3 separate regions of the Homo sapiens genome follow, and all the other regions are linked to region 1. The links are chromatin contacts, found by Hi-C or POLR2A ChIA-PET in ENCODE. All regions are on one chromosome and are shown on one strand. The core of a region is the stretch at or near the end of the contact, and the rest is flanking DNA. Distances in the headings are between cores, read along the strand shown.

Region 1 (4,092 bases), core at 133-2,632:
AACCAACCAAAACTATTCTAGTAAACCACAAGAATAAACTGATTCCTCATGGATCTGGACAGGGGTGAGAAGGCACTCTATTCTGTGATTCCTTTAACAAAAGCCTAAAATTAAATAATCTGAAACAAGTTTTCTCACAATCTCATTCAATTTCCACGCAGGCCTGTTCATCCCTCTTAGTGGCTGCTCCGGAGTAGTCAACCAAGTGTAATCTGATAGGGACTTCTTCAAAACTTGCTCCGGCCTTCAGAAACACCCTTCTGTCCTGAACGGCCTGAGGCAGCTGAGGCTCCCCCTGCTCACAACACATTTTTCTTCTTAGTTCAAGGTTTAGTTGATCCTGAAATAAGTGGTATGTGGAGATAAAGAGTGTAACAGAGAACACATGAAGCCCACGGGAAAAACAGAACAAATGTCACAAGGATCAGAGAAATCCCTGAAACTCGAGGGAGGTGTCAAAGTTGGAAATCCTGAATGGGAAGGGCACTGTCAAATCTCTCCCCTACAGACAGAAACCTCTAGAAAGTTGGGGGATTGAGGAGGGAGAAAGAGAAGCTAAAGAAAGTTATAGGGATCATAATGCATCCCAGAGAAGAGTGAGGACTAGGTTCAAAGTAAGAATGTAAATGGTACTTTTGGATTGATGACAAGGGCCCGAGATCCCTTAAGGAGAAGGGAACAGGCAATTCTTGGAAGCCAGGAGCTGGCTGGGTAGGTGGGTGACAGTGAGGTAATGGAATCAGAAGCAGCACAGGAAGACAGGGATGCAATCTTTAGCTCAGGGAAATGGGAACCCAGTGCTGGAGTTGCACAGGGACATAGGAGGAAAAGTGCAAACTAGGAAAAGAGATAAAGGTGGAGTCCATGGAAAAGGTTTGGGGCAGGGGCAGAGACGACGAGGAAGGACAAGGATGGGCATTATGGGAGTCGTCTGATATGGAAAGGGTTCATGACTTAAAAAAAAGAATTATTCGAGACGTAGGCAACAGGGATGAGTGAGGGAGGGGGGAATCCCCGAGGCAGAGGGAGGAGCTAATAGAAGAGGAAGCCAAAAAGCGGAGGAGGACCCCAGGCCTGAGAGGAAAGGGTGGAGAAGGAACCCGGGGTGCAGCTGACACCAAGAGGGCAGTTTCGTAGTCGAACTCAGGTGGGGAAGACTGTGCGGGACAGGGTGGGAGAGGGACCCCCCCCCCCACCCAACAGGGCAAAGGTGACTCATGAAGGAGGAGTAGCTTACCTCTGGGGGACCCCCGCGGAGGGGGTGCGGGCAGTCGCGGTTGGACTGCCGACACTGCCGCCTCAGCAGCAGCGACCGCTCCCGGGTTCCATTGGCCGCCTGCGCTTCCCTGACAGCGGCCGCGGAGGCTGCACCAGGCCCCGGCTGCGGGGCTGCCCGCGGCGCCGCCTGAGGGGGCCTTCAGGCTGCCACAAGTTCGACCGGGCCACACAACCTCTTCTTCCTCCCTCAGTACAACCAAGACCAAAAAAATAATAAAATAAAATAAAATTCCCCAGCAGGTCTCGATGTAGTATTCTTCTCCGGAGTCCAAGCCAAGCCTTTCTTCCCAGGATACGCTTTCCTGCTTCCCCAGCGGTCAGGACCCTACCGATTCCATAGTAATCTAAGGAGTCGGGTGAGCTGCCTGGAACATGCCTGTTCAGAAATAGAAAAGGGGGCGGGGAAAAGATGTTTGGAAGCTCTCGAGGGAGAGAGGGCGAAGGGAGGAGCTTACGGGTGGGAGGAGGGGCCAATATTTAAGAAGCGGACCTAAGCGATAGCGTTTGCGAGGCTAAAGAAGCCGAGAGAGAAGTAAAATTTGCTGCATAAGTAGGGTGAGCAGGCGGCCGTGGGTGCCCTGTTAAAGAAGTATGGACATATGCATACTTCCAGAAGTATATTAACATGCAAGTTATATGTAAACGACCGTTTGAGTAACTAACCAAATTACCGTAATTGCAATCAATGACTTTTCCCCCTCCCGTATGCTACAAGACTCCCTTAGTAAATCAGGCCGTGGGATGGACGCTGGGTTCCTAGAAGGGCGCGCAGGAAGACGGCGGACGGGGAAGACGTTCTTTCTGACTGCCCTTTTCCTACTTATCTTGGAGGACGATGCGGAGTTTAAGCTCCTTAACATTTCGGGAATGGCGCGGTCCAACCGCGTCAGTCTTTTCGCCGTTAGAGGCCCGACTCGAGGCCGTGGTTCTGCCTCCGAGGTCACCAACCTGCCTGGGCAGCCTGTGACCTCCAGCATCCATATGCCCAGCCCTCCAGGGAGGGGCTGGACAGGGCCAGGTTGGGAGAGGTGAGTGAAACGACAAAGGCTTGGAGGGCACAATCCCTTCTTCCAAACAAAACGAAACCATATTAGGCCAAACAAATAAACAAAAACACGCCATGCAAATGGGCCTCTGGTGTTGCTTTTGTGTATTTTTCGTTTGTTTGTTTGTTTTGTAAAGACAGGGTCTTGCTATGTTGCCCAAGCTTGTCTCGAACTGTTAGCCTCAAGCAATCTGCCGGCCTCAGGTACCAAAGTGCTGGGATTATAGGCCCGACCTCGCCCAGCAAGTTTTTTGTGTATTTTTCGGTTAAGATTGTTGATTTAGAGCCCTCTTTGTCCTCAGAACCTCTATCTCAATGCCTTTCCTAGGGCTTTACTTAATATGCAATGCCCCTCATTAGTGCCTTACTTAATACATTGAGGCTAGTTATTTGAGCCCGGGTCTTGAATGCCATCTTCCCTGCCACTTACAAGCCGTTTGATTTGGAATAACTAATGTAACCTCTTTAAACCTCAGTTTCTATGTCTACAAAGAAGACATATGGATGAAGTAATATTAGCCCATTACAGGGTTTTGTTAGGATCAAGAGAGTACAAGTTGCTACTATAGTACTTTATTATTAATTATTGGGACAATCATACAGGATAGATGATGAAAGAGTCACTGCTACAATGTTTAATTGGAAGGCAGAATAAAGTGTAATAGCTTGAAAATGCCTGTGTAAAACATGCAGTATATACAACAGTAGAACAAATGGGGTACCTAACCTAATTGCTGAAGGGACATAGTGGAGTTTAAGTTAATTTGGAAGGCCTATATGTGTATGGACACACACACATACACACACACACACACACACACACACACACACACACACCAGTATATGGTGAATGAATGAATGGAAGGCTTCTTAGAAATATTGTGAGTCAGGTCTTAGAATAGATATTGGATATAACCCAGCAAAATAAAAGACAAGCGAGCATTCTGAAAGCAAAAAAATTGTATGTTGAAGAATATAAATGGGAATTTGCTCATATCATGAGGAGAGGGCAAGCAGACAAGCTAGGTTAAAGCAGGAGTACAGTATGAAAGATGAACAAAGAATGGGGACAAGAGTGCCAAAGATAGTTTAAATTTGTCAGCTGGGCACAGTGGCTCACACCTGTAATCCCAGCACTTTGGGAGGCTGAGGTGGGCAGATTGCTTGAGCTCAGGGGTTTGAGACCAGCCTGGGCAACATGGTGAAACCACGTCTCTTCAAAAATACAAAAATTAGCCTAGCTGGCATGGTGGCATGCACCTGTAGTCCCAGCTACTTAGGAGGCTGAGGTAGGAGGATCACTTGAGCCTGGGAGACAGAGGCTGCAGTGAGCCAAGATCATGCCACTGCACTCCAGCCTGGACAACGGAGTGAGACCCTGTCTCAAAAAAAAAAATCGGCTTGGCGTGGTGGCTCACGCCTGTAATCCCAGCACTTTGGGAGTCCGAGGTGGGTGGATCAGTCGAGGTCAGGAGTTTGAGACCAGCCTGACCGACTTGGTGAAACCCTGTCTCTACTAAAAATACAAAAATTAGCTGGGCATGGTGGTGGGTGCCTATAATCCCAGCTACTAGGGAGGGTGAGGCAGGGAATCACTTGAACCTGAGAGGCAGAGGTTGCAGTGAGCCGAGATTGCGCCATTGCACTCCAGCCTGGGCAACAGAGCGAGACTCCATCTCAAAAAAAAAAAAAAAATTCTCACCACTGGTCTGGATTGGGGAGAATCACCAGTCCACATGTTAGGCCCACCAGCTCTTGGCCAGCTTCCA
Region 2 (3,994 bases), core at 1,212-3,711, 320 kb before region 1:
GTCTCACACCAATCTCCTTCTTAGTCTGACCTATGTCTTTGTGCAATCAATAGTTTAGATTTTCATCTCAGAATATGTCAACCATGGCCACAGTGCCCTGTATACTTGCTCACAAGGAGAGGGGGAAGGTTTCGTGCTTTCATTAAAAGGAGGAGGACCAAGCAGCATCCCCTTTACATGTCTCTCCTGACTTAGCTCCTCTAAGCAATCCAGACTTGCAGACCAAAGGTGGAAGGACAGCAGGTGTCAGCTCCCCAAAGCTGGAGAGGAAATAGAGAAGGGTGGGAGAAGAGGTGAAGAAGATGATTAAAATAAAGTTTTTACCTTAAAGAAGGGGGTGCTGTTCCAAGATTGAGAAGGAGGGTTCAGCCGTGGCAATGAGATGGGGGAGATAGGTGCAATGAAGGGGGCTGCCAGTGCCAGCTGCCTTCCAGCTGTCAACGCCTGAGCTTATACAGGTTTACACAGCTTTATAAGCGACGGTCCAGGCTGGGTTGTGGCCACTTCCGGACTCACGCCCAGTACTGGGGGCACTGGAGGAGGGTGAAGGCAGGCAGGGACACAGCCAAGGTGCTCCAGGTCGCTCAGAGAGTCTTCAGGATTCCTGAGTCGCCGAGTCTATGGCATGCGCTCCGGGCCCTGACTACAAGCTGGTTTTCAAAGGAAGTTTGTGGTTTTTCTTTTCTTCTCTCTCTCTTTTTTGTTCTCATCAGGACGAAGAAAAATTAGGCAAGGACAAGCTCCCTGGAGGAGGAGGGGCCTGCCCAGCGCTGGTGGATTTCCATCAGGACTTTCTGACCCGGTCAGCAGCTTTGTGATCAGCAGAGAGGGAGCGAGAAACAGGAGAGAAAAACAACAGACCCTTTCTCTTCCCTCTGCCTGCCTCTAGAAGGGACGGAGCGCTTGTGCCTCTCTGGTGAGAATAGGGAAGAGCAAGTGCCCTTGCTAAGTAGGGAGGAGAAGGGCTGGACAGAAGCAGCTTGTTGGATCTGGGCTCTCTCTCTGGGTATGGCAGTCCTTTGCTCTGGATCCACAGAAGCAGGAGCAAAGAGCACGATATTTGCATGTATTACTCAATTAATGTTAAAAACAAACAAACAAACCCAGCTCTTTTCCCTCTGGAGCCCTCCAGAGAGCTCCTTTCCAAGTCCTTGCTGTATCATTTTTAAGTCTAGAAATGAAACTGGTTGGGTTGTGCACCTGGTAGAGTGCAGAGGGTGTGGTAGAAGCCCCAGGCTCTGGGCGCGATGGCTGACGCCTGTAATCCCAGCACTTTGGGAAGCCAAGGCGGGCGGATCACAAGGTCAAGAGATCAAGACCAACCTGGCCAACATAGTGAAACCCCATCTCTACTAAAAATACAAAAATTAGCAGGGCATGGTGGCACATGCCTGTAGTCCCAGCTACTCGGGAGGCTGAGGCAGGAGAATCGCTTGAACCCGGGAGGTGGAGGTTGCAGTGAGCCAAGATCCTGCCACTGCACTCCAGCCTGAAGACGGAGCAAGACTCCGTCTCAAAAAGAAGAAGAAGAAGAAAAGAACTGGCAGAGCAGGCAGGAGATCCAACACGCCTGTGCTCTGGATCTTGGTTCCACTGCAGGCCTCTCATCAGTCACCTCCTCTCGATTTACAGCTGGGGAAGCAGGAAAAGCTGGTGTGAGGCTGACGGTAGGAAATAAAGGGATAGATAAATAAATGAGGGAATTTTTGATGATGAGTGTCCATTTATTTGCAGTACCTGCACTACTCTGCGGCTGGAAAGTGGCAGTTAAGGGAGGTTGGAACCTAACTCCACATTCTGAAGGGTTCCCTAAACTCTATGTACAGGGCCGCCACAGGATGAAATTTCAAGCAACTCTAAAGGCTGAAAGAGCAATTGGAACAATTAGGGTGGCAGAGAGCAAAAAGCCAAGGTTACAACCGTCCAAGAAAGGAAGAAGATATTTGCCGAGGCTGTAGAAAAAAACAGGCTACAGAGTTGCAAAGGGAGAAGCAGCAGGAGTTGGCAGGAGACTGTAGGTGTTAACAAGAGGGGTCAAAGATTATTCTAATGTTCTCCTAACATGAACAACCACAAAATTGGTGGCGACTGAGTCAGTTTGGTAAAGGGCAGAATTTGTAGAAAGAAGATGATCTGTTTTGCCAAGTGTCATTTAAAATGTCACCAGATGCTCGGTGTGATATATGTAAAGATGTTATACTTGGCCTGATCTGAGAGGGAAAGTTCAGATGCCACAATAATGGGTTACTGTGACACATACACATTTGTTTACCGAACGACTGATCCCTCAGAAAACAATCCTTCCCTCGGTTGCTAGGGACATTGCGGAGTTGCGGGACTACGTTTCCCACGTCGCCCCACGCCACGCCCCCTTGGCCTCGCCGGAAAGACGTCCCAGGAGCCTCTGGGCGTAGAGCCCCGCCTCCGCCGCTGGGGGCGGGGCGACGCCGGACTCCGGAGCGCCCGCTTACGCAGTTCCTCCCGGGGTCGGAGGCCGATTCGCCGTGTGGCGGGTTCGAGTCCCGCCTCCTGACTCTGGCCTCTAGTCCCTGAGTCCCGGGCGGGCTGCATTCGTCGGGGAAACCTCTCCTCGACCAGGGGCACCTCTACTCGACCAGGGGCGACGGCGTACTTTGGGCTTCATCATGGAGGACTACCTGCAGGGTTGTCGAGCTGCTCTGCAGGTAACGAATCCCTGTCTGTGACTGTAAGGAATGGAGCACGGGGTCCAGGAAGGACGAAGACGTGGGATCTGGGGGAGCCTCGACGGTCCGTGTGGAGGGAACACTGAGTTGTGGGGAGGGGGGTTGGGGCCTGATCAGTTTTGGGGCATGAGGAGCGAGGAGCGAGAAGCCAGTTTAGGAGCGTGAGAATGCTGCTTGTTCAGTCTCCCGGTTTTTGGCTCCCCGCCTTTGGGGTCCGCCTGAGAGCGGGGAGAAGTCTTGGGTCTGAATCCTGCATTTGAGCCTCTGCTTGCTGTCATCTTGGTCAGTTCCATCAAAAAAACCAGGACTGTGCCGCCGCCAGCCTAGCCCCGCGAGGTGTGTTTATTCTTTTCTCCCCGCCCCTCTTTGAGTTCTCCGCTCCCAAGGCTTCGCTTGGCCCACTGGCCTCCAGGTGAACCTCGGGGGTGTGGAGGGAACCGGTGCTCACGGCCTTATTTCCTCCGAATGGCAGTTTCTGTCTGGCGGGCTGAACTCATTTCTAGGTTAGAAGTAGTCACAGTATTTTACTTTAAGTCAGTGTTTTTAAGCCAAACATACAAAATCCATCAGGCATATTTGTTGACCCACAACCAGCATTCCTTTGCCTCCAGGTTTCTCCTTTGGCCTTAACGCACACAAATGACATAAAAATTCTCCACTTGGAAGGGATAAGCACAAAGTGTGTTTGGAATCAAAACCATAAATATGACTACTCAATGCTTTGTGGCTTATTTTTGGTGCTCTCTGACTCAGTTGGACTCACCCAGCCATGCTGAGCCGTCATGAGGCATTAGGCTGTTATCCCCAGTTAGCAGCAAAAAGCTAACCAGAGACAGGCTCCAGGAGGTCACCCGGCCCCTCTACTTTGAGTTATACTGCCCTGAAGAAACCTAGATAGATGGCTTGCTGAGCTTTCCTTTTTAGATATCTTAAACTCTACAAATTCCCCTGAGGGACAGATTCTGGTCTTTAACAAATCCTGAAAGTCACTAATTCCTGCTGCAGACTCAGCTGCTGGAATAAATGAATTGTCTTCATATTGAATTGGGGAGAAGGTCCATTTTAACACCAATTACATAGACATTTTCCTTGTGAAAAACAAATTTGGGGAGTTATTTCAATGCATAAGGCCATTTGGAACCAATCCCTTTTTGTTACCTCTGAGTCCACCACAGGGCGCTTATTGGAGGACTAATGTAGAGTTTTTGGGGCACCGTTCTAAGTGCTAAACAGTTGGATTTTACCCCCCAGTAACCCAAATGACTGGTCTCTTCCACCATTTGGTAAAG
Region 3 (4,044 bases), core at 754-3,253, 350 kb before region 1:
GACTGACACCCCCACAAGACCCCTCTAGGTGGATGAAAGGAGCAGAGGATCCCCATGGGAGTTTGTAGATCCAAACGGCTGAGAAGGCAGAAGTTTCGGCCTGAGAGGAAGGAATTCTCTCAGACTCCAGGTGGTCAGTCTGACTGGCTCTCATAGTTTGGAAGAATAACTGAGGAAAATAGAAAGGAGTTGTTGACAAGGGAGGAGTGACAAAGGTCCCACCGGCTCCCTGCTTCCACTGAAGAAGTCCTGAATAGTCTTCCTTGTTGAAAACTTTCAGGCAACAGAAGCAGGTCATGTACTAGAAGTCTACAAGCCATGGATGGAGCCAATGAGAGGTGTGTTATCCCTCCAGGCTGCAGGATGGGCCTCAAAATAAGCCAGATTGTAAAAAAGAGGTGGGTGAGAGGCAGTCAGAACAGTAGTCCTCAGCCTCATCTGGCCTACAGCTTGTCTGCAAAGTCCCACCAAAGGCCTCCACGGACCAAAACACTGCATGAGACTATGGCCCCAGGGGCAGGGAGACGCCGGTGGGTTTGAGAGACAGCTGGGGCGGTGTTGAAGGACACAGTGAGGGATCAGCCAGCCTATGGCCAGTGACAGGGGTAAAAGGAGGCCCTTCCTCCCAGGGGAAAATCTGGCCAGAGGCCCCAGTGAGGGAAGTGGGGGACCAGGGGAGAAAAGGATCCCTCTCTGGAACAGACTGTGCAGATCACGGTATGGTCAGCGCCAGGTCCTCAGGGACAGGACTGCAGGCAAGTCCTTACCCTTAGGAGCCCCTTTACATGTGCAGCCACTCACACCCCGGTGCGGTCATCCCGACTCCGGTATGCGGCAGCAACCGCCACCCACCCCTGCCCCAGCACAGATATGGGGGTGACTGCCTGCTGGAGGCCTGCTCGGACTCACTTCTCCAGGAACAGGGGCTCACTGCATTCGCCACGATCCTCAGAACCCCCTGAACCTGGGCCTGGCAACTCAGGTGACTGAAACCAGGTTTTGATGCCAGGAGCTAGGCTTAGGGAGGGAGAGACTCCAACTGCAGGCTAAAGATGAGTGCTCTACACCTGCAGTCAACCCACTTGCCACGGGCCTCTAGTGATTAACAAGCTACGGCCCAGAAAGCCAGTTCCACCAGGAGCTCCCTTGCCAGCCATCCACACCTCATAACGGTATGCCTTAGCCCTACCGGGCCGGGGCAGGCGCTCCGGGCCGCTCCTTCCTGTTTCCCGTTAAGCACATGGAAGCTCTGACCTCGCCTGCGAGGTGGGCACGGTGGGCCGGTAGGAAGAAAACGGGGCAGGGCCCTCCCCTCTCCTCCCACCCAAGCCACAGGACGCGTCCAGGCCAGGGCAACCCCGCGGGCCGCTGCCAGGGTGGAGGCTCTCGCGCCAATGGTCACCAAGCTCCTCCACTCCCCAACAAAGGGAAGCCCACGGCTCGGCCCCGTCGCCCGCAGCCCCCGCGTCCCCACCTTCCGCCCTACCTGTTGCCCGGGAAAGCTTCTCCGGCTCAGGGCGGCGCTGCCGCGGACACCGCGGCGCCAGGCCCGCCGGCCCCGGCCGCTCCCTTGAGGCGCTGCGCCCGCCTTACCCGGCGGCCGCCGCCATGAGCGCCCGCAGCGCCCCCCGCCAGCGCCGCCTCCCTCCTCGCCCCGGCCCCGCGGCCTTCCCAGCCCGACCCCTCCGCGGCCCCGCGACAAAGCGGCACCCGGGGCTCCCAACTTTTCCGCAGCCCCTTCCCACCCCCGCGCGGGGCTCGGGCGCCGGGCGGGGGCCCCGACTCACCCGGCGGCAGCGTTGGCGGGGCCGGGGCCGCTGCTCCGTGTACTCCGTCTGCTCGGGTGGTTGCTCCGAGGCCCCGAGGCCTGGCTCCCCGCGCCTCTCCTCCCTCTTCCGCCCGCCCGCCGGCCCGCGCCCGCCCTCGCCCTCCCTCCTCCGCCAGCCGCCGGCGCCGCCGCCGCCGCCCGCCGAGCCCAGTCGAGCTGAGCCCGAGCCCAGCCGGGAAAAAAAGGCCGCGAGCAGCCCAAGGGCCGGGAGGCTGGGCGTGACGGGAGGGGAGGGCGGGGCGGGCCTCTGCGCTGCGGCTGCCCCTTCGCCCCGGCGCGGGAGGCCAGACCCCAACCCTCCGCTCCCGGCCCCACAGCCGCGTCCACGCCCGTCACCTTGCGCTAGAGAAACCGCCGACCTGGGGAGGCGGGTGCGGGCTCCTTCCGCCACTTCGGTCTCTTTTCGGGGTGGGAGGTCTCCCACTGGGACCGACACAGACGCACTGGATGCCGCGGGGTCCCGGGCTCCGAGCGGCGGTGTCCCTGTCCCCTTACTCCTACCCACCCCCACCCACCCCCAACTGCTGTGCGGCCCCCGGTCCCCGCCAGGGTGGGCACATTCCCACTTCCAGCCCCACGGGGCGCGGGCGGAGGAGGGTGCAGCCCGGGGATCCTGCCCAAGTGCCTCGCGCCGAAGCTGAAAACCTCTCCAGGGCAGACCGAAGCAGCCGACCCTCGAGACCCAGTCGGAGCCTGCGATCACTCGGGCGACCCTCGCCTACCCCGCCGTAAAAGCCGCGGCCTTTCCACCTAGGTGCTACGGGACCTACCCCCGTGGCAAGGAAGAGCAAACCCGAACTTGCGCACACCCGGCGGCCCTGTCTGAAAGAGCCACCCCAACTTTTGTTTTGTAAAATGTATGAGTTTTCAAATGACACCACGTTTATCCGTATTCGATTTCGTGTTAAAAAGTGTTTTCCGGCCGGGCGCGGTGGCTCACGCCTGTAATCCCAGCACTTTGGGAGGCCGAGGCGGGCAGATCACCTGAGGTCAGGCGTTCGAGACCACCCTGGCCAACATGGTTAAACCCTGTCTCTACTAAAAATACAAAAATTAGCCGGGCACGGTGGCTCGCGCTTGTAATCCCAGCTACTCGGGAGGCTGAGCCACGAGAATCGCTTGAACCCTGGAGGTGGAGTTTGCAGTGAGCCGAGATCTCGCCACTGCACTCCAGCCTGGGCGACAGAGTGAGACTCCGTCTCAGGAAAAAAAAAAAAAAAGTGTTCTCCCCTTGGCCTGGCGCCGTGGCTTATGCCTGTAATCTCAGCACTTTGGGTGGCCGAGGTGGGCAGATCACTTGAGGTCAGAGTTCAAGACCAGCCTGGTCAACATAGCGAGACCCCCAACTCCTTTATAAATTTAAAAAAAAAAAGTTTTCCCCTTGAGTCGTGTGGTAAAATTACTGTTTCAGAAGTAATTACTGTTGGAAGATGCAACATGGTTTTCCTAGAAAGCTGGTCTTAACTCCTAACGTGAACGAGTGGTGACTAAGATGTATTTGAGGGCTCCTATACAGGGAGAGCTGCAGCTTACTCCATGGAGAGGTACTTTTGTCAAATTTCTCACCTAGATGAAGTATTGCCTTTTTTATGCTGTTGCAATCAGAGCCTCTGACAGTAGCTTGTTTCCCCGTTTATCTGGTCAAGTACTCGTAGGAAGGAGTGCAACCCCCACTAATCCAGTTGGAGGGCCCATCCCTCATCTCAGGCCCTTTCTGGAGGGTAAGGAGGTAGAGGCTGTCCGACCCAACTGTTTGTTCTGCCTCTCTTTTCAGGGGGACCCGCAGCCCTGACACACCATGGGAAAGATGAGAGTGGTGGCCCCTAACCAGCTCCCAGGGTTTCTCTAGGCTTTTCTAAGCCCCAGGCCTGCCTGATCTCCCAGTTTCCAGCAACCCCTCCAGCTGTGTTTTTCTCCTCCCTCCCTTATTAGCATATCTTCCATTGTATCTTTCTTTCCTTTCTTTTTTTTTTTTTTCCTTTGGAGAGGAGGTCTCACTCTGTCACTGCAGCCTCGACCTTCCAGGCTCAAGCTATCCTCCACCTCAGCCTCCCAAGTAGCAGGGACCACAGGCGACGCCACCATGCCCGGCTAATTTTTGTATTTTTGAGATTTCACCATGTCGCTCACGCTGGTCGTGAACTCCTGAGCTCAAACCATCCACCCGCCTTGGCCTTTCAAAGTGCTGGGATTACAAGCATGAGCCACCTTGCATC

Evidence for each region. A loop is a pair of places that touch in the nucleus more often than their neighbours do. ChIA-PET counts read pairs that join two places held with the same protein, here RNA polymerase II (POLR2A). Pooled maps may share reads with other maps.
Region 2: a pooled map shows a loop between it and region 1 (9-fold over the local background). The contact joins the promoter of PRUNE1 here to the promoter of PI4KB in region 1. A Hi-C loop is called at or near these places in 8 of 50 pooled maps. POLR2A ChIA-PET finds 5 or more read pairs at or near these places in 4 of 52 experiments (CD8-positive, alpha-beta memory T cell, HEK293, MCF 10A and 1 more).
Region 3: a loop to region 1 is called in a pooled map, with 4 times the contacts of the local background. The contact joins the promoter of CERS2 here to the promoter of PI4KB in region 1. A Hi-C loop is called at or near these places in 6 of 50 pooled maps. POLR2A ChIA-PET finds 5 or more read pairs at or near these places in 4 of 52 experiments (CD4-positive, alpha-beta T cell, MCF 10A, WTC11 and 1 more).

What each region holds. Positions count from the first base shown.
Region 1 is chr1:151,326,034-151,330,125 of GRCh38, forward strand. It overlaps PI4KB (phosphatidylinositol 4-kinase beta), which reads right to left and starts at 1,383. Exons shown (of 12, transcript NM_001369623.2): 1 at 1,238-1,383. RefSeq lists an enhancer at 891-1,815 and a silencer at 1,751-1,820.
Region 2 is chr1:151,005,988-151,009,981 of GRCh38, forward strand. PRUNE1 (prune exopolyphosphatase 1) reads left to right here and starts at 2,462. Exons shown (of 8, transcript NM_021222.3): 1 at 2,462-2,684. The coding sequence starts at 2,646. It overlaps MINDY1 (MINDY lysine 48 deubiquitinase 1), which reads right to left and starts at 915. Exons shown (of 10, transcript NM_001376665.1): 1 at 325-915. RefSeq lists enhancers at 151-410, 641-820, 2,313-2,855, 2,856-3,396, 3,052-3,101.
Region 3 is chr1:150,972,832-150,976,875 of GRCh38, forward strand. CERS2 (ceramide synthase 2) reads right to left here and starts at 2,004. Exons shown (of 11, transcript NM_022075.5): 1 at 1,788-2,004. RefSeq lists enhancers at 222-1,153, 1,111-1,255, cis regulatory regions at 1,183, 4,014-4,044 and silencers at 1,359-1,848, 1,869-2,308.